Regions from separate parts of the Mus musculus genome. Here all the other regions are linked to region 1. Evidence: chromatin loops called from intact Hi-C (ENCODE). Cell type or tissue: left cerebral cortex. All regions are shown on one strand. Links, peaks and the distances in the headings refer to the core of each region. The heading gives the core; the rest is flanking DNA.

Region 1 (7,772 bases), core at 1,700-4,199:
CATATTCAGGGTTATTATGTCTTAGTGGGTCATCATTGAACTTTTAAACTTTCATAGTTATTGGTTCTTCAAAAATCTGCTATGTTACCTGTCATAGTTTTCTTTTATTTTTTAAATATGTGTTTCAGTTTCTTCACTTGATTAAAAATCTTAGCATCTCTACATGCTATTTTTACATCTTTTGTTCGCATCCATATGTCTTTGCCTCTCTTGTGCTTGGTTTTTAGATGCTTGCTGGCTAATGTCCCTAACAGTTATTTGTGTGGAGTCCTGAGACAGAACTGAGATAGGTATGCTGAGGCATAAAAGGGGACAGCCCAACACATCAGAGGCAGTCAGTGTGACTGGACATTGATGGGAAAGTCCCCTTTAAAGCATGGAGATGAGATGCATTAAGAGAAACAGCTTAAAGTAAAAGAGAGAAAGAGAGCCAACCATGGGCAAAGTGACAGGAAAGGGTTCTTCAGGAGGATGGGAAGGATTGAGCACGAACAAGAAGAATGAACAAAGGGGATGCGCTTGCTTTTATAAGCTTTTGGGGATGGTGGTAAGTTCCACACTATCTAATTTAGTTTGATTTAGTCCACTTAATTTTAAGCATGGGACCAGATACTTGGTAGTGCCATAAAGCTCTCTTTCAGGTCAGGGTGGGGAGTTGTGAGGTCATATTAAGGTACTTAACATAGAAATTCTCAATCCTCTGTCAGAGAGAGAGAGGGAGAGGGGGGACGGAGAGGGAGACGGAGACGGAGGGGGACAGAGTAGGTGAGGGGGAGAGAGGGGGGAGAGAGGGGGTGAGGGAGAGGGAGAGAGAGGGGGAAGGGGGAGAAAGGGGGGAGGGGGAGAGAAGTGGGAGGGGAGAGAGGAGGGAGGGGGAGACAGACAGACAGACAGACAGACAGACACTGGTGTGGGGATTAAGCCAGCACTGATTTTTCCAGGCTGCCAGATCTCATCTGGCCTCCTAGAGTGACTGACATCTGTAAGCAGTGGGTCCATGCTATATATCACAGTAAGCTGCTTACTTTGGTGGCTACAGATGTTTAATAGCTCACCATTTTAGCTTTAAAAGTGAAGCTTGAAAGATGTTCTCATTGTGCTAGTGGATGCTCCAAAGAGTGTAGCCTTCTCCTGGAAACTAGAAGCTCCCAAATGCATTTTCTATCCCAGGACAACTTGGATGCCTTGATCCCTCCACCCTGGACTCTGATGTTCCACGGTCTGGAGGACGGAAGGAAGCAGCTGAGAATGAGGGAGTAGCATTCAGCTTCTGGTTCCAGAAGTGGCTCCTGAAACTCCTTGCAATGCAAGCATGTGCGAAGGTGAGTGCTCTTGCTGCAAAGGGCCAGGCTTGTTGATGGACAACCCAAGCTAGTATCTAAGCACAGGATTTTCCTAGAGTCCAGAGAGTAGCAGGAAGAGGAGGGCACAGAAAGAAAGAGGAAAGGCCCTTTCTGGGCTGTAGTACACTGGGAAACAGGAGCAGAGAAGAACCAGGAAGGGTTTGTGGTTCCTTGAGTACCACATGAGTCACAACGTGGCCATGCTCTGGTACCTTTCAGCCAGGAGCCATGTTGGTGATGAGGCTGGGTGATATGCTGGTTGGCTTGATGTTGATACAGACACAGGTATGTGTGGGAAGAGGAAATCTCAACTGTACAACTACCTCCATCAAACTGGCCTGTAGGCAACTCTGTAGGGCATTTTCTTGATTAATGATCAGTTTGGAGCCCAGTTTACTGTGGGTCGTACCACTCCAGGGTTAGATGGTCCTGGGGTGTATAAGAAAGCAACTCAGGAGAAGCAAACTAGTAAGCAGTATTCTTCTGTGGCCTCTGCTTCAGTTCCTGCCTCCGGATTCCTGCTCTGAGTTCCAGTCTTGGCTTCCCTTGATGATGGCCTGTAGTCTACAAACCAAGCAAACCCTGCCCTTCCCAAGCTGCTTTTGGTTTATAACACAGAGACAGAAACCTAACTAGGACAGATGGGACAGATGGGTACAGCTAAGGGACACAGCTAAGTCTGGAAGCTGTAGGGCTGACAGTCTCCTGTTTTGCTGTCCTGATGGAATTCTGCGAGAAAGGCATCTCACACTAGCCCACGCCAGTGTGAACGAACAGCAGAGCAGAACTGGAGGGTACTATGTGTAGGCAGTGTGCCTCAGAAAACACCTCTCCCTCGGCTTCAGGGGGCCTCGGGGGGGAGGAGGGGGAGAGTCACAAATTCCCAAGGTTCTTTGGAAAATGGTGGCAAAGGAGGTTAAGAACGAGCAGTCAGAGGGTACAGAGTTCAGGGACCATGGTGAGCCCAGGCTCAGCATCTGGGACGCAGCCTGAGCCAAGAGATGCTGGGAAGCTTCAATAGTGTAGGCAGAGCAGACAGAAGCTCACACCTGTGATCTTGGGAAGAGAGGACCGGGTGCATCTTTTTAGGGCCAGAATGAAGATGCTTAAGCTGCTCTTGGAGCTGACCTGTAATAGACTTGGCTTAAAATTAGAACTTTTTCTTCAACACGTGTGAAGCATTAAAGAAAGCAAAGTACGTTACATCCCTGCACATCTGTGTTCCATTTTCTTTCTATTTTCCTGTTAAGAAGAAATGGGGCCTAGGAGGACTCTCTGGGGGCAATCTACATACATTTGATCTTCCCTGTTAATCTCCCATTTATAGGAAAGCAGGGCAGGAGGACAAAGCCACACTTGCCACTCTGCTGGTTGTCCTGGACAGTCAGGTGTCCTTTCTGATGGGGTAGCTCATTTGATAGCAGGTCACACATAGAGAAATCAATGCTCTTTTATAGCAGCCGGGAGAGAACAGTCAATCAAAATAACACTTTGAGCTAAGGCTGCTTCACGCCTTCCAAATGGGCCACGAGTCTGAGCTATTTTCCTTCCATGCTGTTCTTGGCTGCAACCACAGTGCAGCCTGCCATGTGAACTGTCCCTTGCTCTTCCAATCCACTCAAGGACCTCTCCTGTGACCCTCCTGCTGCTCACCCTCCCTTCCATTATAGCCCGTGTATGATTTCATCAGTCTGCCCTTGTCTTTCCCCCAAGAAACTGAGAGCCCCTAAAGGACACGGGATTGTTATTTCTTCCTGGGTAACATCCGTAAGTATTAGGTTTTACCGACCTCATCTTGGGGCTGTTGAAGCAATTCAGGGCTGTGAATTTAGCGTGGCAGATAGGGTTCCTTGTTTCCTTCCACTCCCTCTGGAAATGAGTAAGATGGAAAAGGGGGGAATAAGATAAAGTTGAGATCACAGGCAGGGGTGATGGTGGTGGGGTGTGAAAGAGAAAGCAATAGTTAAGCAAAGCCAATCTGGAGCACCGAGGGATGGTAAGAGACCGGCCAGAGCCAGTGGGCAGCAGATGCAATAGAAAGTAAGTTATAAGGCCAGCCAAAGCCCGGAGTGAACTGGGACATGGAGAAGTAGTCAACTCTACGGGCTGGGGCTCAATGAAGGGAGAAGGCAGGACCAGTTGAGAGTTTTTCTAAGGAACCTTAGCCATCCCAGTGCCTAGCTTAAATCTCCCACCCTGGCAGGCAACACATGAGCTTTCTGACTAGGTTGGACCAGAGAGAACTATGACTCCTGAAGTGGGGGAAAGAAACACCTAGACAAGAGCATCTGAGTTTGTCTTCCAGAATACAGAGTAGTGGTGTCTCTGCGGGGAAGGGATCCAGATTCCCAGGGCATTTCCTCATATTTGAAGACCCTGCACTTACAAAGCCATCAGTGCAGTTTTGACACCACTTCACACATGTGCCTGACCCGCAACTATGCCTGGAAGGCTGCTATGGTTTAGCTATGGGTTGAGCACATCTTCCCAAAGGCTCATGTGTTGATAGCGTGCTGTGTGTGTCTCACTGGCGAGTGTGGCTCACACTAAGGGGAGGGGCCTCCTGAGCTAATTAGTTCCCAGTTTGAAGGGATTGATGCTTCATGCAATGAGTAATTATCAAGAGAGCTGTTATGAGACCAGCTCTTCCCTGTCTCCAGTTTTCATTTCTGTCATGTGACCTCTTATATGTCATGTGTCAGAGCATGCATGAGGCCTTTATTAGAAGACCAACAATTTGTGCTTCCAGACTCCAAAACTGTAACAACTCAGCCTCTGGCAATTTTGATATTACAACTGATAACGGGTTAAGCATAAGAGAAGATGGATTTGGGAAGGAGTCTTACCATGAAAGACGGAGACTAAAACAGCCGTCGGGAGAAAACGGTCTTTGGAAGTTACAGACAATGCAGAGAGAAACAGAGAATTAAAGAAAAAAGAAATCTTCCAGGAGAAACAAGATGGTGCAGTAAAGAGTAAAGGCACTTGCCATGAAGGCGGACAACCTGAATCCTATACTCAGGGCCTCCATCACGGAAGAAAAGAGCTGATGCTGGCAGGTTGTCCTCTACCCTTACACCACCATACACACTTGCAACGCACATGCACACATCCCTACACCTTTGCCATTGGGCAGTCTGAGCTTTCTGATGGAGAAGCTTCACCCTGGAACCTCAGCGTGTTTTTTATATACAACTGAACAGGGAGGTGGGATTTATGGTATACTTATTCAGCAAGGAGACAGGTTTAGTTAATCTTGGTAGGAGCAGCCTCTAGGTTATAAACATCTGGGGGATGTGGGGCGGAGGGGGGCAGCCATAGTGAACATTTTCTACACACAATATCACCATCTGCACATGAACCTAAGGACGGCTTTGTCTTCCCTATGAGCCTCATCCAGGGAAAGCTTTGCCACTCCCATGGGGCCTGAGGTACTGGGGTCTTGACATAGCAGTGCTCATGTCAGTAGTATACATTCACTCAGGACCTAGCTAGCTCACTACAACACACAAATTAAATAGATGTTAAGAAGATTACAGTAATATTGTCAGGGACTATATCCTATCCAAGAACTAGGAATGAGAGCTCCTTTTAAAGAAACAAGACACAGCTCTTAGAGATTAAAAGCTACTCGTTCAATCAACAACGCCCTTCAACTGCCCTGGGAACGCTGGCTGTGGTGCTGATGCTGGGGAGACAGGTGATGATGCCTCAAATGATTCCTGCATTTCTGGAACTGGTATCTGCTAGATGTCCTCGGCAGTGATGTCATTTATTAGAAGACTTAGAAGAAAAATGTAAGAGAATCATATGCTAGGAAAAAAGATAGCACCAGGTTTCCATCCAGGAGGTGGGCTGAAGTTAACAGAAACTCCAGGTAGAGCAGAAAAGCGGAGAGGAAATCACCAAAGAAATGGAAAACACTTTTCCTAGACCAGAAAGACATATTTCTGGCTGATAGCTAGCGCTTTGAACAGAAAAAGGTCAGCAGCATGCGGCCCCTTATGGGAATCCAGACCGTGAATTTGAAAGTTAAAGATCCTAGATGTTTCCAGGAGGAAACATAGGTCAAACATGCCTGGCTGGGAAGCAGGGAGCAGTGTGCTTCTTGACAGTTTCTTGTCTTCTTAGAACCAGGAGACAGGGAGAGGAGCCTCCTAAGTGTGAGAGGAAAAGGACTTCCAATGCACAGTTCTGTGTTTGGCCAATTACCAACCAATTAAACCTGCGGCTGGCAGACTTTTTTCTGTTAAGAATAGATGATTAAACAAGCAAAGCCTTTTAGGCTATGTACAATCTTTCTTGATACCCTTTATTTTGAAAAAAAATTAATAGAAAGAAAATATAAAAACCCTCTTAATTCACAAAATGAAAGCAAAGCAGATTGTGGGCCAGATCTGGCTTGTGGGCTGTGGTTTACTGCCCTTAGGAACACTGTGTAAGATCTTTCTCCAAACACATGCAACGTCCTGGCAACCTTATCCACTATGCAGGATTCTCAGGAAGATGGCCGAGGATGCAAAGCTTCTAAAATGAGAACATAAATCAACAAAAGCAGAAAGCGCAGGATTCAAGAAACAGGGTTCAGGACCAGCAGACAGGCAAGGGAATCCTGGGGAAACAGAAGGAAACCCCAGGTGGATGGAGTTTGGTAATGTGGGGACTGGCTGTCCAGTCTCGGGTTGAGTGGCTTTGGGAGGATCCAGGCAGACAAGAGAAGCAGCTGGGACTGAATCAGTGACGGCTGTAAAGAACCAGGAACCCGGGCGAACAAGCGAATGGAGCAGTTGACTCTGGGAAAACAAAACAAAACAAAACAAAACAAAACAAAACAAAACAAAACAAAGCTTCTATGAGAGAAAATGGAGTGACAGGGAACTGTGTGATCCAGTTGAGGCTGTCTACACTAACCTACATGTCTGCAGTAGCAATATCAGCAAACACTGTGAGCTGATTTGTTTGGGAACTTGTAGTGGGGGGTGAAGTGTGGCTGAACGTGAGGATGGAGGAGTGGGAGAGAGAATTCCTCATTTCTCATAACTGGAGGCCGACAGAGAGAGAGAGTCTAAATCTGAGAGTGAACGGATCAGAACCAAGTGCATGAGGCTAATACTGCTCTTCTGGTGGATTTGTTTGTTTACCTGGCTTCCTTCTTGGTACATAGGCTACTCTTCCACACTGACTGCTTATATCTAGTTTACAACTTCACTAAATGATCAACATTTGTTCTTGGGCAATACCTCTTAAGGAAATACACTGTTTAATGTCTTCGTAATATTGGAAATTAAAAAAAAATAAAATTGTGTTAGAATCAGTGGGTGGTGGCCATCTTTGTAGAGCACGGTCCAACTTTTAGGAAATTTACAAGAGAGACAGAAAAAGCAAAAGCAAAAATCTAAGGAGCCACATCTTCCTCTGCCACTTCTTTGAAAGTCTGAACAAATGTGGGCCTTATCGACAGACCTGTAATCCCAGCTACTCAAGAGGCTGAAGAAGTTGGGCAAGAAGTTCACGGCCAGCCCGGGAAAATAAATGAGACTGTGCCTCAATAAATAAATAAGTAAATAAAAATAAATAAAAATGAAGGGACAGAGATGTAGCTCATTGTAGTCTGCTTGCTTAGCATGTGTGAGGAGGCCCTGGGTTCAACTTCTTATCACACACACACACACACACACATACACACACAGACAAATACATACACACACAAACACACACACACAAATTAAGAACAAGAAGACTTAGCAGCTATCAAGATTCCACTTCATAGTACATACTCACTAAATGCAACTACTCACTTAAAAAAAAAAAAAGAAAGTTTTTCTGGTTTAAATCTGTATTTAAAATCATGACATTTTGGAGTTATTAGCTCTTCAATGAAGAACTTAAGTTGCTGCTTGAGTCTGCTGGCGGCCACATAGACAAGATTCTCTTCCAGAGTCATTCCACCTTTGCGCTAAGTAAAGCCTTACATTTTCATCCCTGAGGCCCAGTCTTCAGTGCGTTCCTGGATTCTATCTGTACCTCTGTTCTACTGCCTGCATCAGTGCGCTCTCTCTCTCTCTCTCTCTCTCTCTCTCTCTCTCTCTCTGTTTCACCTCACGTCTTTCCAGAATTCTGGAGGTGATGTTTGGACTGATGCCCCATTGCTGGAAATGGCCTCTCTTCTTCCCAGTCTCCCCTTTCCCTGGTAGACTCTCTGACTATGACCACTGTTTCCTCTTGGGTCTCAGGGAAGCAGGGGCTGACATAATGCATTTTCTTAAACAGAAACCTCTGTACTGGATTGCCCCTTTTCTGGGCCTGTAGCCCTTCTTACACCAACTGATCTATCTCTTTTCTTGGCCTTGTCTAGTGCTGGCTGCTGGGAAGTCTTGCCAAAGCCTGGGAAAGGACAAAGGCCACATTCAGGCTTATTGTCATTTTTCT
Region 2 (7,772 bases), core at 1,999-4,498, 260 kb after region 1:
ATAGCGTGCTCTACAGTGGAGCCTAGGCTCTCTTCTGTAGAGAACTGGCTTCAGGCCAAGGGAGAAGCCTTTTAGGAGCCTGTGGCAAACCATCCAGGGGATACGATGAGAGAGGTGGCCCAGATGAGGGGAAGCAAGCAAGAAACCATGTGCTGGACTCTAGTAAGTGGAAACAGGTTCCTGTCACTAGGAAAGAATGTCTGGAAAAGGTGAGAGCTCTTTCTGGAGGGATGAGGGGAGAAAGGGGAGTCAGCCTAACCCTCTTTCCCTACTTCCCTCCCCAGCACACTCCAGATGGCAAAGTTAAAATTAAGTGTGTACCACCATACAACTCCAATGCTTGTTAGACGATCATCCTGTTCCTCTGTCAGCTACCTTGGGGCAGAACAGATAGGAGCGGCCGAACTGCCCTTAGTGGAAGAGGAGAGAGACTCTCAAGGTCTGGTACACAAGCTGGTAGGCAAGAATAATACTTTGAAAAAAATTAGTTCTCAACCTCTAGGTCTTGACCCCTTTGGAGGTTGCATATCAGATATTCTGCATATCAGATATTTACATTATGATTCTTAATACTAGTGAAATTATAGTTATAAACTAGCAATAAAGTGATTGAGGGGATCACCATGACATGAGGAACTGTATCAAAGGGTCACAGCATTAAGAAAGGTTGAGAACCACTGCTTTGATGCCTTCTCTGCACATAAATGTTGCAGGAATGGGAGAAAGGAATTCTTGGACAGAGAAAGTAAGATGGGGAGGGCAAATGGCCCCATTAATGGTGGCAGGAATGGTAGTCTGGGTGACAGCCGGATCAGATGCTGGGAGGGGCAGGATGAGGTGGTAGGTGGTGAGAGGAAGGGTTGGATATCATCGTGGCCACTGAAAGAAAAGACAGTGCCTGCCCTAGTTACTTTTTATTGCTGTGATAAAACACCATGACGAAAAGCAACTAGGAAAGGGTCTATTTCACCTTATAATCCTCAGACCACACCGAAGAAAGTTAGGCTAGGAATTCAAGGCAGGATTCCAGAGTCAGAAAGTGAAGCAGACGTCACAGATGAATGTTGCCTTTTTTGATTGCTCCTCATGGATTGCTCAGACTGCTTTCTTATACACCCAAGACCATCTACCCAGGGGTGGCACTAAACACAGTGGGCTGTCTCCTCCTATATCAGTCATTAATCTGGAAAATTAATTTTGCCTCCAGATTTGCCTATAGGTCAATATTATAAAGACATTTTCCAATTAAGATTCTACTTCTCAGATAACTCTAGCCTCTGTCAAGTTGATAAACAACAACCACCACCAAAAACTAACTGTACTGTTCCAGGCATCACAGAAGAGGGGAACACACATGTCAGACTCCCACAGCTCCTCAGTTCAGCTATCACACTCCACTTGAGGATAGAGCCTGTTTGTCTATGTACCCTGGAGAATACCCTCAAATCAGCCAACCGCACTCCCTGAACACACATGCTCTTTATCAAGCAGTATTGTCCACACCAAATATTTAAATTCTGTAATTCATTCTCTTTCCTGCAAATGGATTAGAAGTAGCTTACCTGTGAATTAGGGAAGGAAAGACAAAGATTTGGAAAGGGATTACTGAACCTACATAAGAGAGAAAAGGAAATCAGGAGAGGTGGAAGTGATCTCTAAACTTAGCTCTGGCTCATGTCATCCTTGAAAAAAGGGGAGGCACATGTGTTTGTTCTGTCTTTCCATACCTGAAAAAGGCATGCTGTGCAGATGCAAACATCTGGGGAAGCACTGCACCATGATGGAGAGAAAAACACCCTGGAGACAGACAGAGAGAGGTCTAAGAGGAGGTGCAGTGTAGGACAGGACATTACAGTCTCTGAGCACAAGGGATCACTGGTTGCTTTATTTTGTTTTTGTTTCCTTTGCAGTGACAGCAATTACAGTAAGCAGGGTACTTGATAGGTGTTTTCACATTCCTGGGTTCTACTTCTGGGCCTTATATAACAAAGAGATGATGCTATTTGGTACAGCCACCTCCTTTCTGGCCTTCTGGTCAACCTGTAGCTTGGGGTGAACATGTATCAGAGGACAGAGCCTTACCCCAAGCCACAGAGATGGGAGCAGAGAAGTCAACCTCTGGGATTGATGTATCAGTTCCCCCAAGGCTGCTAAGGCAGGGTAATTTTTTTTTCTGGTTGCCACTGGTCATAGAGCAGAAAGCTGGCAGCTGCTACAGAATACTACTACTTCTTAGAAAATCCAGGCAGGACTGTGTACCTCGGTGGCTGGCCAAGCTACTGCCAGGCTGTCCACTGGACTCATGTCCTCATCAGATCCTTCTCAATTCTTGTCCTACATCAGACATCTGGAAGCAGACTGCAGAACATCGCCCCTCATTAAGACTGGGGCTGGAAAGACCACTGAGGATTCAGAACAGTTGCTTCTCTTCCAGAGGATCCAGGTTCAGTTCCCAGAAAACACATTGAATGGCAAAAAATCAGTCACCAGGCATTCAAGAGGAAGAAGGTACTGTTGTGCTGAAGTCAATGTGGGGAGAACACAGAGGTGACTCTGTGTGCGGTGTAACTCAGGAGCTATGCCAGTTTCAGCCAGCCACAGAAGACAGACACACAATTGCCTGCCCTCTGAATATTTTCATGCCCCACTGTCTTCTATTCTCCTTCTTATCTGAAAGTCTACATCTACCATTTCAGCACAGGGTTGTATGGTCACTATGTTAGTGACCTTTCTATTCAAGCCATAGCTCCTGACTGCCAAGCCTGAAGCCTACTCAGCTGGTGTGGGGAGAGCAAATTGGCAGATGAGCCATTACAGGAGTCTCTGCATCCTCGCCCCTGGCTGTCCCTGATGCTGTAGCAGATGGCCTGTCTCCTCCAGCCCTTCAGAGACACCCCCTTGCAATTACCGCTCCATAGCTGCCATGCGCGAAGGTTAGCATCCTGCTTCAAATGTGTGCCTGGAAGATTATGCAACCCTGCTGGCAGGAGTAAGCCGCCACACTTGGTGAGTTTAGCAAGATTAAATGTGTCAACAGTAGGTTTTGAATATGAAATAATGCAAATGTCTCCTTAGTCTCATTTGAATTAAAAAAAGTCAGAATTAGTCATGTTCCTTCTAAAACACTATAGATTGAATATTGGCCACTCATTCAACCACTGAGGGCTTAGGATGGACCACTTGAATGTAAGACACAGGAACCAGACACAGCTAAATATTCCATCATGTGAAGAGTTTCTGTTCCAGTAGAACAGGGCAGACAATCCAACTAGGACTGGGGCTTTAGCTCAATAGTAGAGTGATTGCTCCATGTGCAGGAGGTCCTAGGTTCAATCCCTAGTACCACCCAGGCAAACTAACAACCAGTCTCAACCCAAAATCCTAAGCATGGTGATGTCATGCATCCTATACTATAACGGAAACAAAGAAATATCATGGAACAAATCCAGAACTCAAGGAGTTCTAGGGAGCATGGTGAAAGAGGGACAGAAGAGACAGTAAAGGTCAGAGGAAGATGGAGAGGAGGAGGAGGAGGAGGAGGAGGAGGAGGAGGAGGAGGAGGAGGAGGAGGAGGAGGAGGAGGAGCAATGTTGTGAATCTCTGTTTTCTGGACATGACATGGCTGTTGCTAACACAAACACACAGCTAGCAGCTATAACTACATACACAAGACATTAACCAAAAGAAAGGAAGGAAGGAAGGAAGGAAGGAAGGAAGGAAGGAAGGAAGGAAAAGAAAGAAAGAAAGAAGAAAGGAAGAAAGGAAGAAAGGAAGAAAGAAAGAAAGAAAAGAAAAAAGAAAAGAAAAGAGGTGGGGGAGAGAGGGAGAGGGAGAGAGAATGGGGAGTGGAGAGGAGAGGAAGAGAGAAAGGGATGACACAAAAGTAGAATCGCAGTTGGGGACTAGTTTAATGACTAGAGAAAAGTCAGAAAGTATGTAGGTATGAACTTACAAGAAGAAAATCAACTAGGAAAGAGTCTGCAGCTGATGATAAGTATGAAATTAGGAAGATCTTAGTTCTTAGAACTCCCTCCCTCCCTAACTCCTTCCTCATCTTCCACAGGGTAGGACTCAGGGCCTTGCATCTGTTAGCCCAGGTTAACACTTTACACTGAACACGGACTAGTACTTGGTAGACAAGTCCGCTTGGAGCTGCCAGAACCGCTTAGGATCTCTTGGGGACATCACTGACCTACATGGATGTTTCCTTGAGGAACCTTGGGTGGCCAGCTATCCAAGTTTTGGACTGGGGAAGACTCAAAGTACAAATCCTAGATAGCACAAGCACGTGAAACAATGGTACCCTGTCCCCACATCTGTCCCTTACCTCACTGTGTGTCAGTGAGCTTCTATCTCAGCCCTGTAGTGTGCTCTGGCTGGACAAAGTCTGGCTTAAAACTTCTTCAAAGCCCCAGTTTAAACACATTCTTGTCCGAACCCTATCACTGGGAACTTCACTACACTTAAAGGACAGGGAAGAGATTCCTCACATCTTTTGTGATTTTTCTCTCAACTCTGGGACCTAGAGAAAAGACAAATAAACACCAATTTTCAGCGTGCTTCTGAGAGTCTCCAGGGAAATTTTTGCTTGGGGACACTGTAGAGCTGAAACATTCACTTCAAGTGAGATCTGAGCATTCCCAATAGATTTCTGTTGTCAGGCTCCTCTGGAACCAGACATTCAGAGGCAAGTGAAACTGGAGCCCCTCAGAGACACGCTCACTATATTCAACTCCTGAACCTGAACATAGGCCTGGTCTCTGGTAGGGTCCAAATGCATACCTCATCAATGTCCCAACTCTTCATACACGGGTACATTAGACTTGGGAGGAGTCAAATGCAGCAATCTCCACATCCTTTACTCCCAAACACATTCCTCCTTTCAAGTGTCCATTTTAGCAAGTGTTTCAGCATCCATTCATCGGGCAGGCTGAAAGCATGGTGGGTCACTTCCACACATCCCACAAACTGTGCATCCTTAACCTCCACACTGCATCCCAAACCTGTTCTTTCCATCTTTGTCCTCATGACCACTGCTCTATCGAATTCTCATTGTCAGGCCCTTGAAGGATGATGATTTCATCTCACCTGTCTCTTTTTCTCCTCTATCTTTTTTGAATGTCCACAATGAAATCTCTAAAATAATACTCATCCAGTTCTATACCTCTCTGCCTTCAAAGACCTTCAGTGGTCGACTCCTTGGCACAGACCACCTGTCTGGTCTGAATCCTGAAACCTCTGTTCAATAGAGGCAGCCTCCTTTTAATTTTCCTTCATCTGAAGGAGACTTCTCTCCTAGCTCATTTCAAGACAACTCCCACCACATTAAGGAGACAGTCCTGACTCTTCCATTTGGAACGAGAGTGCTGTACTGGCTGTTGGGGTCAAGACAAGATAGCATTCCTGACTTTTGAAGCTTGTCCCATGTCACAGAGGCCGTAATTCCTAAGACTATCCAGATGTATTTGCTGACAGAGAGTGGCATCATCTCTGCCCTCTTTAAACAAGGCCTCAGGGAGGCAAGCATGGTTCAAAGCTCCAGTTCACATTCTTTAAATTAGAACCCAGGGCAGGAGATTTTGAAGGTAAAAGAAAAGAGCAAGTCACCATCTCAAGAGTGGTAGTGAGGTGGACTGTTAGATGCCCCCATTTTCTCTATCTTCTCCTTCCATGAAAGCCTACATCAGATGGCCAGAGCTGTTTTTTTTTTCCCAGCCTTCTCATAGGTTTTATGAGTAGTTTATCTTTTCTTTTTCTTTTTGTAATAAATCTTTGCCTCTCAAAATAATTAATATGTGTCCTCTTCCCTTCCCAGGGGAAATTAATACTTGTGTATCCAGCACCTTGTCCAGGACCCAGCACTTAGTGCATGCTAAATATTGCCATTACCAACAACAATTGGACCATCAAAAAATGAAAGCGTAGTTATTGCTTTCTCCCTAAGGCTACCCATCAGTGCCTGACTCTTGGCTCACTCCATGGTAGTATCTGTTTTTCTCCACTCTGTTCTCTGTACAATGCCGGATCACAAATGAAACACTCACACACACACACACACACACACACACACACACACACACACACACACGTCTGTTTCCAGTTGTTTGTGATTGAGTGAGCTGCTTCTCCAAGCACACCTTCTGAATAGTGTGAATGAATAGTTTTGCTCTCCAGAGGACTGTGGGGAATCCACACCCAACACTCAGTGATTCCCTTTCCTTCCTGGGAAATGTTTTGAGGTGTGAATAGCCTTAAAAATTCTTTGTGACCTCATCTTCTCATTTCAGAGATGAGGGAACTGGGGCGGGGAAGAGGACATTTAGTAACATTAGATGACATAGTTTCTGACAGGGGGACCCAGAGCCAAGATAAACTCTTCTGAGTCTATGTGGAATTCATATTTCTCCTAGAATTAAGAATGATGATGATGGTTGAAAATCAAGATGACTACAGAGGGCCTAGGCCTTCCCACTGTTGACATCCCCAACAAAGAAAACCTGGGCAAGGCATGTCTTTCCTCTAGATGTCCTGTGAAATAAGTGTAAAACTAACAGAAAAATCAACATATCTGGTTACTAAGATTTAGAGGGCTCTTTTCACTGCAAGACGGACTATTCCATGGTATTGACTAATATGGGTTCAGAAACTCAGGCAGAGTGGCTGCTGGCATTGCAGACCAAAGCTAATGAGGTACCCGGGACTCTTGGCAGAAACTTGTGTTCAGTAAAAATTTGAGAAGTAGAGGCTGGGTTTTGGGGTTCTAAATTGTTAAGTCCAGGCATTGACTGATGGCACAGGATCACCTGTCTCTGACACTATTTTCTTAATCTGGTGTTAGAGCATTTTTAGGACCAAAAATGATGCTTGCCTGGTATTCTGCACCTGCCTCCTGTCCCCCTAAAAGTCCCCTTTCCTTTATGTTCTCAAACTGATTCTGGGGTGTTCTTTATGTATAGCCTCTGTACTATGGTGTGTTCAAGAGCCTAAGCATGGGGTTTTCCTCAGAGAAATAGTAGATTTTAGTTCATCAGCCCAGAAAGAGACATGGTAATTCTGGCTAGAAAAAGAATGTTTTCTTGGCTTGAACTGCCTGAAAAAAAATCAGATGATATTAGTGCTATGCTATGGCTCACAGGGGATTTAAAAGCTCTCAGAAGGAGTTGACAATAGAAGGGATAACAGACCTGTGCTTCCCTGCTGTGTTGCCTTTGTGTAGAGGTTGAAGTGAGTTTCCACAGATCAGAGAAGGGAAGGTTTGATTGGAAGGAAGAATTCAAGCCCAGTGCTGTGGTCTGGAAGGGAACTGTCCCCATAGGCTGGTGTGTATCTGATCATTTGGCTCCCTGCTGGTGGCGAAGTGATTTGGGAAACTGAGGAAACCTTTAGGAGGCACAGCCTTGCTGCAGGAAGTTCATCACTGGGGGTGGGTATATAGTCTTGCCCCACCTCTTGTTCTTGCTCATCTTCCTGATACAGGATCACCCATGTTTCCTGCTTGTACTGAAGCATCTTGCCTTCCTCACCACTATTATAGACTCTAGGCCTCTGGTACTATGATCTAAGATAAGGCTTCTCTTTGGTGAATTACTTTTGGACATGGTTATTTTCTCAGAGCAACAGAAAAGTAACCAATACACACGCTGAGGCAAACTCTGAGGAATGAAGCCTGTGAGCGGAAACTGTGGTGACCTTTTGCACATGTGATGCGAGGGCTGAAGTGTGTCATAGAGGGTTGACAGGAAGGGAAGGGGGTGGCAGCAGCGATATAATGA
Region 3 (7,772 bases), core at 1,999-4,498, 50 kb after region 1:
CCAACCTTGGTGATGGAGGAACAGACACATGGCTTCCTGTCCCACCCAGGTGATTTGAAGGGGACACCATCCCGAGCATGGAGGGGTGCTGGGAAGATTCAGCGACGTTTGGGTTGGGGGAGTCTCCAAGGGGCTTCACACCATTTCTCCTGGCCATGGGATGGAGAGGGTCTTCCCTCGGATGAAAGCATAGTACTGCTAGGGCCTGGCAGTCTACTCCTTTCTTTGCTAATACAAGGTGGTTCTGCAGGAAGAAGAAGAGCAGACAGGGCGGGAGCAGACAGGGCGGGAGCAGACAGGGCGGGAGCAGACTGCTCCCTTTCCTTCCTACAGAACAGGCTAAGTGGAGAACAGGGTGATGATACTTGGTCCTTCTGGTAGCCATTTTCTTTCTTTTCTAGTTTGATTTTAATTCTGGGGCTGCAGGGCCTTTCGCGATCATTAGTGGTGAGCAGTTTCTTGGCATGAGATGGGTCAGACTAGATCCTGGATTAGACCCTGTGGACAACCTTTGTAAGCCTTGCGGGTCAGCAACAGGCTCCTGGGGATGGGAAGGGGGCTTCCTACCAAGAATGAGAAATACTGGCCTTAAAGTTCAGCCTTGCTAATGGAAGAAGTCTTCTCTCCCGCCGCCTCCCACCCCTATGCTTTTAGGGTAAGAGACGCACCAGACAGTCATGTTCTCAGCCCTGTTCGCAGTTTGGTCTGGTTGTGACTGACCTTAATTGGAAGATGGGCTTCCTGCAAGTCCTGAGTGAGGCCTTACATTATACTGTCTAGGGTGTCTTTCTTTAGGTTCTTTTCTTTTTGCAGTAAAGAGTTACAAGCTTAGAAATCTGAAGACACAGCACTCAGTCAAGACTTATTAAAGCGAAAGTTACACTGTCCACAGCCCAGCAAGCAGAGAGACGGACTCTGGAGTCTTTCTGCCTGGCTGAGTAACCTGTGCTTTTCTATCCTTCTGGGCAGGCTGTGGGGCTGTGTGGCTGTGTGGCTGTGGGGCTGTGAGGCTGTGGGTGGGGTTAAGTTCTCCTTGTTCTTTTGACTGGACCCAGTCAGGATGCAGTCGCTGACGGGGTGACTTGCATTATAGCAGGAATCTGACTGGGTACTGCAGGGGTGGAAAGTTTAAAATCCCCACCTTCCATGGCCCTCCTGGTAGGCAAGGGTGCAAAGGGAATTCACTGAGGACAAGAACATTAAAGTAAGCCACCTTGTGAAGGCAGAGGCGACTCCAGTCTGGTTACCTCCTGTCCCCCTTTACTGGGTTCTCAAGAGCCCTAGCCTGCTCTCCTCATGGTGCTTAACCCATGATTCCCCATTTCTGCAGCTGCCTCCAGATGCGTGTTTATTCCGCTTGTTTATTCAATTTTCCAGCTGCCTATGTGTAAAACTTGGCAGCCCTTGGGCACACAACTTGCATCCACCTGCTACCATCGAGGATCTCAGACTTGCTGCCTGGTGACAACACTCAGACTTGCTGCCTGGTGACAACAGGCAGACAGGGAATTGGGTATGAAGTATCTAAGGAATGCTGCAGTTGGGAGCCATCTCTTCTGGCCCTTTTTGTCCTTAAACACCCTTGAAGCTTCAGACAGGTTCCTCCTGCTACATCTAAAATGAAGGCACCAGGGCACTTACCCAATTACCACACACATGTACTAATGAAGGGTCTGCATTCTCAGAGGACCCTGGCCTCATTATAATATCCTTTGACTGTGGTTTGCCCCCCCCCCCCACTCCCCGCTTGCCATGGGCTGTTCTAGAGGATCATGGGAACAGATACCTAAAGGGAGCTCTGATCTACATTGATCTGCATGTAAAGAGGTCACCTTATTTCATGAATGTGCCACGCATTTCATAGTCATACACACCCGTAAAAACCACACCACAGAAACCACCGAGCTGTTCCCCACTTTTAGGGCAGCCCACTCCAGTTTCACTTCAGAACGTCTGCTTTGCTTTGCTAAGTAAACCACTGCTTAATCTGTCTGGCGAGGCATGGTGGCATGTTCCTTTAATCCCAGTACTCAGGAGGCAGACGCAGGTAGAGCTCTGTGTGTTCTAGGCCATCCTGGTCTAATTGCAAGTTCTAGGACAGCCGGAGCTACATAGTGAGACATTTCTTGAAACAAAACAAAACAAAACAAAACAAAACAAAACAAAACACCACAAACTGTCTATGCCTTTTGGGATTGAACCTAGGACCCTGTGTTTGCTAGGCAAGTGTTCTACCACGGAGCTACACATATTTACCCTAGTCTGTGTCTCTTAACTGATTTTTTTCTTCCAGAAGACGTGAAGCAAGAGGCCTCCGTAATAGCAAGATGGTACCACGTAAAGTCTGCTCTTGCCCTCCAGGTGTGGTCCACAGGAGAACAAACAGTGCTGACATCAGGCAGAGTGGAGTCTTGGTCCCTGCCTGAGACTCATTCTCTTTCCTGTCAGTCACTGGATCCTTCCCACTGACTGGACAACCACTACCTTTCCCAGTTGCCTCGGCAGCAGGGGGAGGCTGGATTACTGTCTAGAACACCTCCAGGAATATTCTTTTGGGGGCTGAGGGGGAAAGAGAGACTGAATGTGATTTTCTGAGCACAGTGACCCATGCCTGTAATCCCGGCGCTCAGAAGGCTGAGGCAGTGGGATGATGGGTTTGAGGCTACCTGGATCACATTGCAAGACCCACATTGCAAGACTTCAGTTACATGGGGGGACCCTGGCACTATACAAAGCAAAGCACAAACAAACCAATAAACGCATGCAGCTCCCAGCCTTCCTTCTGCTGCCTACAGCGTGAGGGCTAGAGTATAGCAGCTAATCCGGATGCCGAGGACAAGGGCCAGCTCCAGGTGGGCAGAGAACACACTAAGAGAAAACCCGAACCTAGTGATCACACTGGCCTGAGGCTGCTAACGCCTTAGTGTCTTCTCCCTGGAGGAGACGTACTCTTGTCAGCAGCCTAGTTTTCTTCCTTTTTCCTCTTACATGAGATGGAGCACGATTCTAACCGAGTGAGTCATAGCTAAAGCATGTTGATCTAAGTAGCATAAAATTTCACATTTCTGCAGCCTTGATTAAATTCATGTTATATGCAGTAACTCAAGTGCATATCATTTGCAAAAAAAAAAAAATGCACCTATGGCAGGGGGTGGGGGGAGTGCACTGTAACTTAATTTCTTATATGAATTTTTCATGGATGGAAAAAGTCCTTACGCAGGACTATGGAAACCTGAAATACGCAGAGGCAAGTCTGTTCCTGTGTACACCGCAGAAACCAGACACTGCCCCACTGCCTCCCCCAACACAGACTCATTACACAGCGCTGTTGCTCTCTGTTTCGAGTGGGCATTTGCCATATGGCTTGGTGGGTTAATCATTTCCTGGTACTTGACAAAAACGAAGCACAGTCATTTTGCAAGGAGCTCCTGCTCCTAGATGGGTCTTTTCCAAATAACAGCTGTGCCTCAAAATTGAGTTACTCAATTTGCAATTTGTGGACACAATACTCAAACATTTACAAGTGAGCAAAACCTCAAGCCACTTGGGCTATTTCCAGACATCAGAGACGATGAAAGGGTTTAGCAATGTTCCGAGGGTTCAGCTGTCCACAAGCTCCAGCCAAAATCTTAGAACCACCAGAGCCTTTGGGCAGTAGTCATGTTTGATAGGAGGTCATGATGAGGGTTACCATCAATTGAGGGAGAGAAAGAATACCAGAAATATCTGGCTTCAAAGCCCACAGAATAAACTTGTATGTCTTTCTATCTACTCTGAGCCACATTTATGCAGATGTTACCAGGACGCACATCTCTGGTCTTAATACTGCTTATAGGTACCTACAGGTCCATACCAACTTGATAACTAGCTAGACTGGCATGGACTCAAAATTAACAACTTTCTAGTCGACTTACTTTGAATGACTGTCCACTAAGAGAAGACAGGTACATTACATTAGCAAACACCCCTACATTTTAAAGTAGAATTTGTTTCTTATTTATACACTCATTCCAAGCAGCTCAGAACTCCACTCTCTCTATATTTATTTCTTAAACCAGGACTCAAAAGAGGAGAACCTTGAGTAGAGCCAGCCCCTGTCGGGGTGCCAGTCTGGGGATATAAGGGGTAGGAAAGATGACCTGTGTCCCGCCAGAGCTCCAGGGCTCTAGGCGGGCGGATGTGAGAGACTGCTATGGGACACCACGGAACTGCTCAGGGACAGAGAACAAAGTGAGGGGCTCAGTCAGTCCTGGGGATGAAGGGAGAAGGGGCAGGGGGGAAAGAGCACTGGGTGGTTCCCTCTTGGGTGAGTGGTGGAAACGCTGAAGGCCTTCTTGCGGGAGATAAGACTTGACTCTTTAAGGGAAGGTCTATTCCATTGCTCCAGCACAGCAGGTTTCGACAATCCATGGTTTTAGAGCTATATTATAGAAAACAGAGAGAGGGAAAAGGTAGAGAAGTAGAGGCCTGCCATGGCCATGTGGGGAGAGGGAGGGGGAGAGAAGGAGCAAGAGGGCTAGAGAGAAAGCAAGAGAAGCAAGAGAGGCAAGAGAGGCAAGAAAGAGAGGAGGGGCCAAGCAGCCCCTTTTATAATGGGCTGGGCTACCTTGCTGTTGCAGGGTAACTGTGGAGAGTGGAGTCTGGACAGCCTATGTCACTGATGGCCACATAATGATGGAATTGAGGGTTCATGGTGTCAGGCGTTTGTGTCTGGAGGCGTAGCTCACTGTTTTGTCCCTTGCAGAATTTTCTACCAGGACCCCAGAATAAGCCTCGCTCGACCAGAACACAGAATGCCTTTCATGGTCCCACATGCCCCTAGCAGACAGAGAGGCTTCTAGGAAGTCCTTTATCAGGAAGTGTACTATGGTCACAAATTGGCACATGTCACTTCCATGAGGGCATCCTAAGAGGATGACAAGAATTAGCTTGTTCTTACTACAGTGGGCTCATCAATTATCCCAACTCTCAGGGACACACAGAACACATAGAGATAATCAGAGACCTCTGACACTTGTCTTGAGGGTCATCAGCGGTGACACGCAGAAGAAATCTAGCTCATAGAAGGATCTCTAGAAAGTTCTTTTCCCTTTCTCTGTGTTTAAAACTTCCTAACTTGTTCTGGTTATCTGTACCCTTTGCATGAAAAAGACTCAACCATTTCGTTAGTTGTCCACGATCAAAACCTACCAGTTTGTTATGATATCTCCCCATTTTGTTTGTGTGTGCATTCATAGATGTGTGCATGTGTTCATGTGTATGCATGTGTGTGCATGTGCATGTCTGTGTGCGTTGGTGCACATTTATGAAATAAAATATTGAGTTGGAGCTTGCTTATAGTCTCAGTGTGTGAGTCCATCATGGCCAGAATCATCCCAGCAGGCAGGCAGGAATCACACTGGAGCCGTGGCTTAGAGGTTACATTTTATCCATAAGTTGAAGGCAGAGAAAAAGAGTGACCAGGAATGTCATGGTAAAAGTCCACCCTCAGTGACACACATCCAACAAGGCCACATTTCCCAATCCTTCCCAAACAGGGCCATCAACTAAGGACCAAACATTGAAATATATAAGCTTGTGGGGGCCATTCTCATGAAACCACCACACTCAGCTACAATATACCTTTGTTTTTTTTTTTTTTTTTTTGAGATATGTTCTCTAGCTGGCCTGTGGCTTGACAAAGTTGGCTAGCCAGTTAGCCTGAGAGATCTGCCTGTCTCTACTTACTAGAGCTGGCATGACACTTGTGTGGTTCTTATGTAGGCTTTGGAAATCAAACTTTCCTTGCCTGGGAAATACTTTTCTGACTGAGTCCCAGCCCCACATCTCCCCTTCTGTCATCTCAGTGCTTACTCTGACACAGCCTGCCTTCAGGGAAGGCCAGCAGCTTTATAGAAACCCTTCACATTTGCTCCTTCAGAGAGCTGCTTTACCTCAGGAATGCCTTACCTTACTCTATCAAAGGGTTTTTGATAGCCAGCAAGAGAAAGAACTCTGGTTACCTGAGTCCCCCGCCCCAGCAAAGATGAAGCAGATAAGGAACATGGTCAGTCCCTAGAAGATCACTTCAAGGAATAAAGAGTTGACCATGGAAGGCAAGGGGCAGGTAATGGCATGCTCAGGGAAGGCAAGGGGCATGGTAATGGCATGGTCTGAGCATGGATGAGATCTCATGAGGCAGACATGGAAAGTGGAGATCCATCACATACAAAGCTGTTCCCAGAGAGGTGCAGACAGCCCCTCCTCTTTCCAGAGATGCCTTCCACAACTGTTAAGGTGAAAGAAACTCTGTATTAGCTATGGATTTGGCCCTAGTTGAATATGCTAAGCAGATGACCCAGTCCTGAATCAATTACTCACCCAGATATTATGAACTTGAGTGTTGGCCATATGTGTGGTGTATGGAACCTTGACCGTTACGTCTACCTGGTGGTACAGTCTCATGGACACTCATTTGGTCAGGCACATCCTCCTCCTGGCCTCCGGATTTTGGAAACTTAGCTCTCATTCTGTGTCTCCCCCTTTTCTTTGAGCAGCCCCTTGTTGCCCACATGTCCTCTACTTCCTTACCAAGCTGTGATCACCTGACATTGGTTTTGAGCATTCCTGCTTCTTGGGGTCCTATTCACCCCCCTTCACCTGCTGAAGTGCCCCTTCCTTGGCTTCTCTCCTGGTTGGGGTCTTTTGGTAGCCTACCTGGAAGACAGTCTCCTCTTCTGACCTAATGAAGCACATGGTCTGTGCTATACTGGGAGATGCCACCCTTCCCTTGCTTGCTACAATGAATCCCAGGGTTCTCCTGGGCTCCAGTGCATATTGGAAAGAAACTGTATTCTGAAGGGAAAGGTTAAAAGCAGATCAAACATGAGCCCAAGAGCAACCGCCCATCATGGAACAGTCCAGGCTGGAGCAGGTAGAAACCACCAAGGGAGAAATATCCCACAATGAAAACAGCAGAGCCCGGGGCTCAGCCACCATTCACCTGTCTCTATTCTAGCTTTCAACACAGGGCACACCTTTCCTTGCCCAGGTCTCTGGAGTATTCCTTCCTCTTTAGCTGGGGGCCAGCTCCCTTCTGAATTTCCATTTTGTTCCCACTTTCTAAACATGTCACTGCTTGGGTGGCCCCATCCCAGGACCTTGATTCCCAGTCCCAACCAAAGGATTTAGCAGAGTCTGTCTCTCTGCTGCCTGTGCTCATGTCTAACTGGAGGTTTGTGCAAAGGGCCTCTGCTCTGCTCTGACACTGGGCACAAAGCTATATTTACTATTAGGAAAGAAGTCCCACACTGCTATTGCTCTTGGGTTTTCTTTTCCTCTCCTCTCCTCTCCTCTCCTCTCCTCTCCTCTCCTCTCCTCTCCTCTCCTCTCCTCTCCTCTCCTGGCTGTCCTGGAACTCACTCTGTAGACCAGGTTGGCCTCGAATTTAGAAATCTGTCTGCCTTTGCTTCCCAAGTGCTGGGATTAAAGGCATGCGGCACCACTGCCTGGCTCTTGGGTTTTCTTTATGGCAGACAAATGCAGGAGTTATTTCGTGAAAGTACGGGATGGCACCATGGGCCAGCTAGTGCCCAACTGGAACAGGCAGTCATCTGCACTCTTCCCTCACACTTGCCTTGATACCCTACCTGCTTACTACACACCTTGAGCACTGGGCTCACTCTCAAATATTCAAACCAGAGTAATGACCACAGCATTGAGGGCCTATCTCCACTAGGTGATTCCTAAAGCCTGTTCCTTCCAGGTTGAGGTGGGGGTCCTCCTCTGGTCTT

The links. A loop is a pair of places that touch in the nucleus more often than their neighbours do. Peaks named below come from ENCODE experiments on the same cell type or tissue, not always from the same donor. Only the 100,000 strongest peaks of a DNase experiment are listed, where the experiment ranks them.
Region 2: a loop joins it to region 1, with 7 times the contacts of the local background. A loop is called at or near these places in 2 of 42 quality-filtered maps.
Region 3: it touches region 1 in a loop (6-fold over the local background); 2 of 42 quality-filtered maps call a loop at or near these places.

What each region holds. Positions count from the first base shown.
Region 1 is chr9:98,383,075-98,390,846 of GRCm38, reverse strand. All of the region lies in intron 2 of Nmnat3 (nicotinamide nucleotide adenylyltransferase 3), which reads right to left. Among named protein-coding and RNA genes, the nearest start is that of Rbp1, 36 kb to the left of the region's middle. In left cerebral cortex, for the core only: no CTCF peak of the experiment used is centred there; DNase peaks (open chromatin) are centred at 2,043, 2,348 and 2,771; H3K27ac peaks cover 910 bases.
Region 2 is chr9:98,126,198-98,133,969 of GRCm38, reverse strand. No RefSeq gene overlaps it. Among named protein-coding and RNA genes, the nearest start is that of Clstn2, 97 kb to the right of the region's middle. In left cerebral cortex, for the core only: no CTCF peak of the experiment used is centred there; DNase peaks (open chromatin) are centred at 2,274 and 2,939; H3K27ac peaks cover 708 bases.
Region 3 is chr9:98,333,816-98,341,587 of GRCm38, reverse strand. All of the region lies in intron 1 of Nmnat3 (nicotinamide nucleotide adenylyltransferase 3), which reads right to left. Among named protein-coding and RNA genes, the nearest start is that of Gm46126, 38 kb to the right of the region's middle. In left cerebral cortex, for the core only: no CTCF peak of the experiment used is centred there; DNase peaks (open chromatin) are centred at 2,994 and 3,351; H3K27ac peaks cover 378 bases.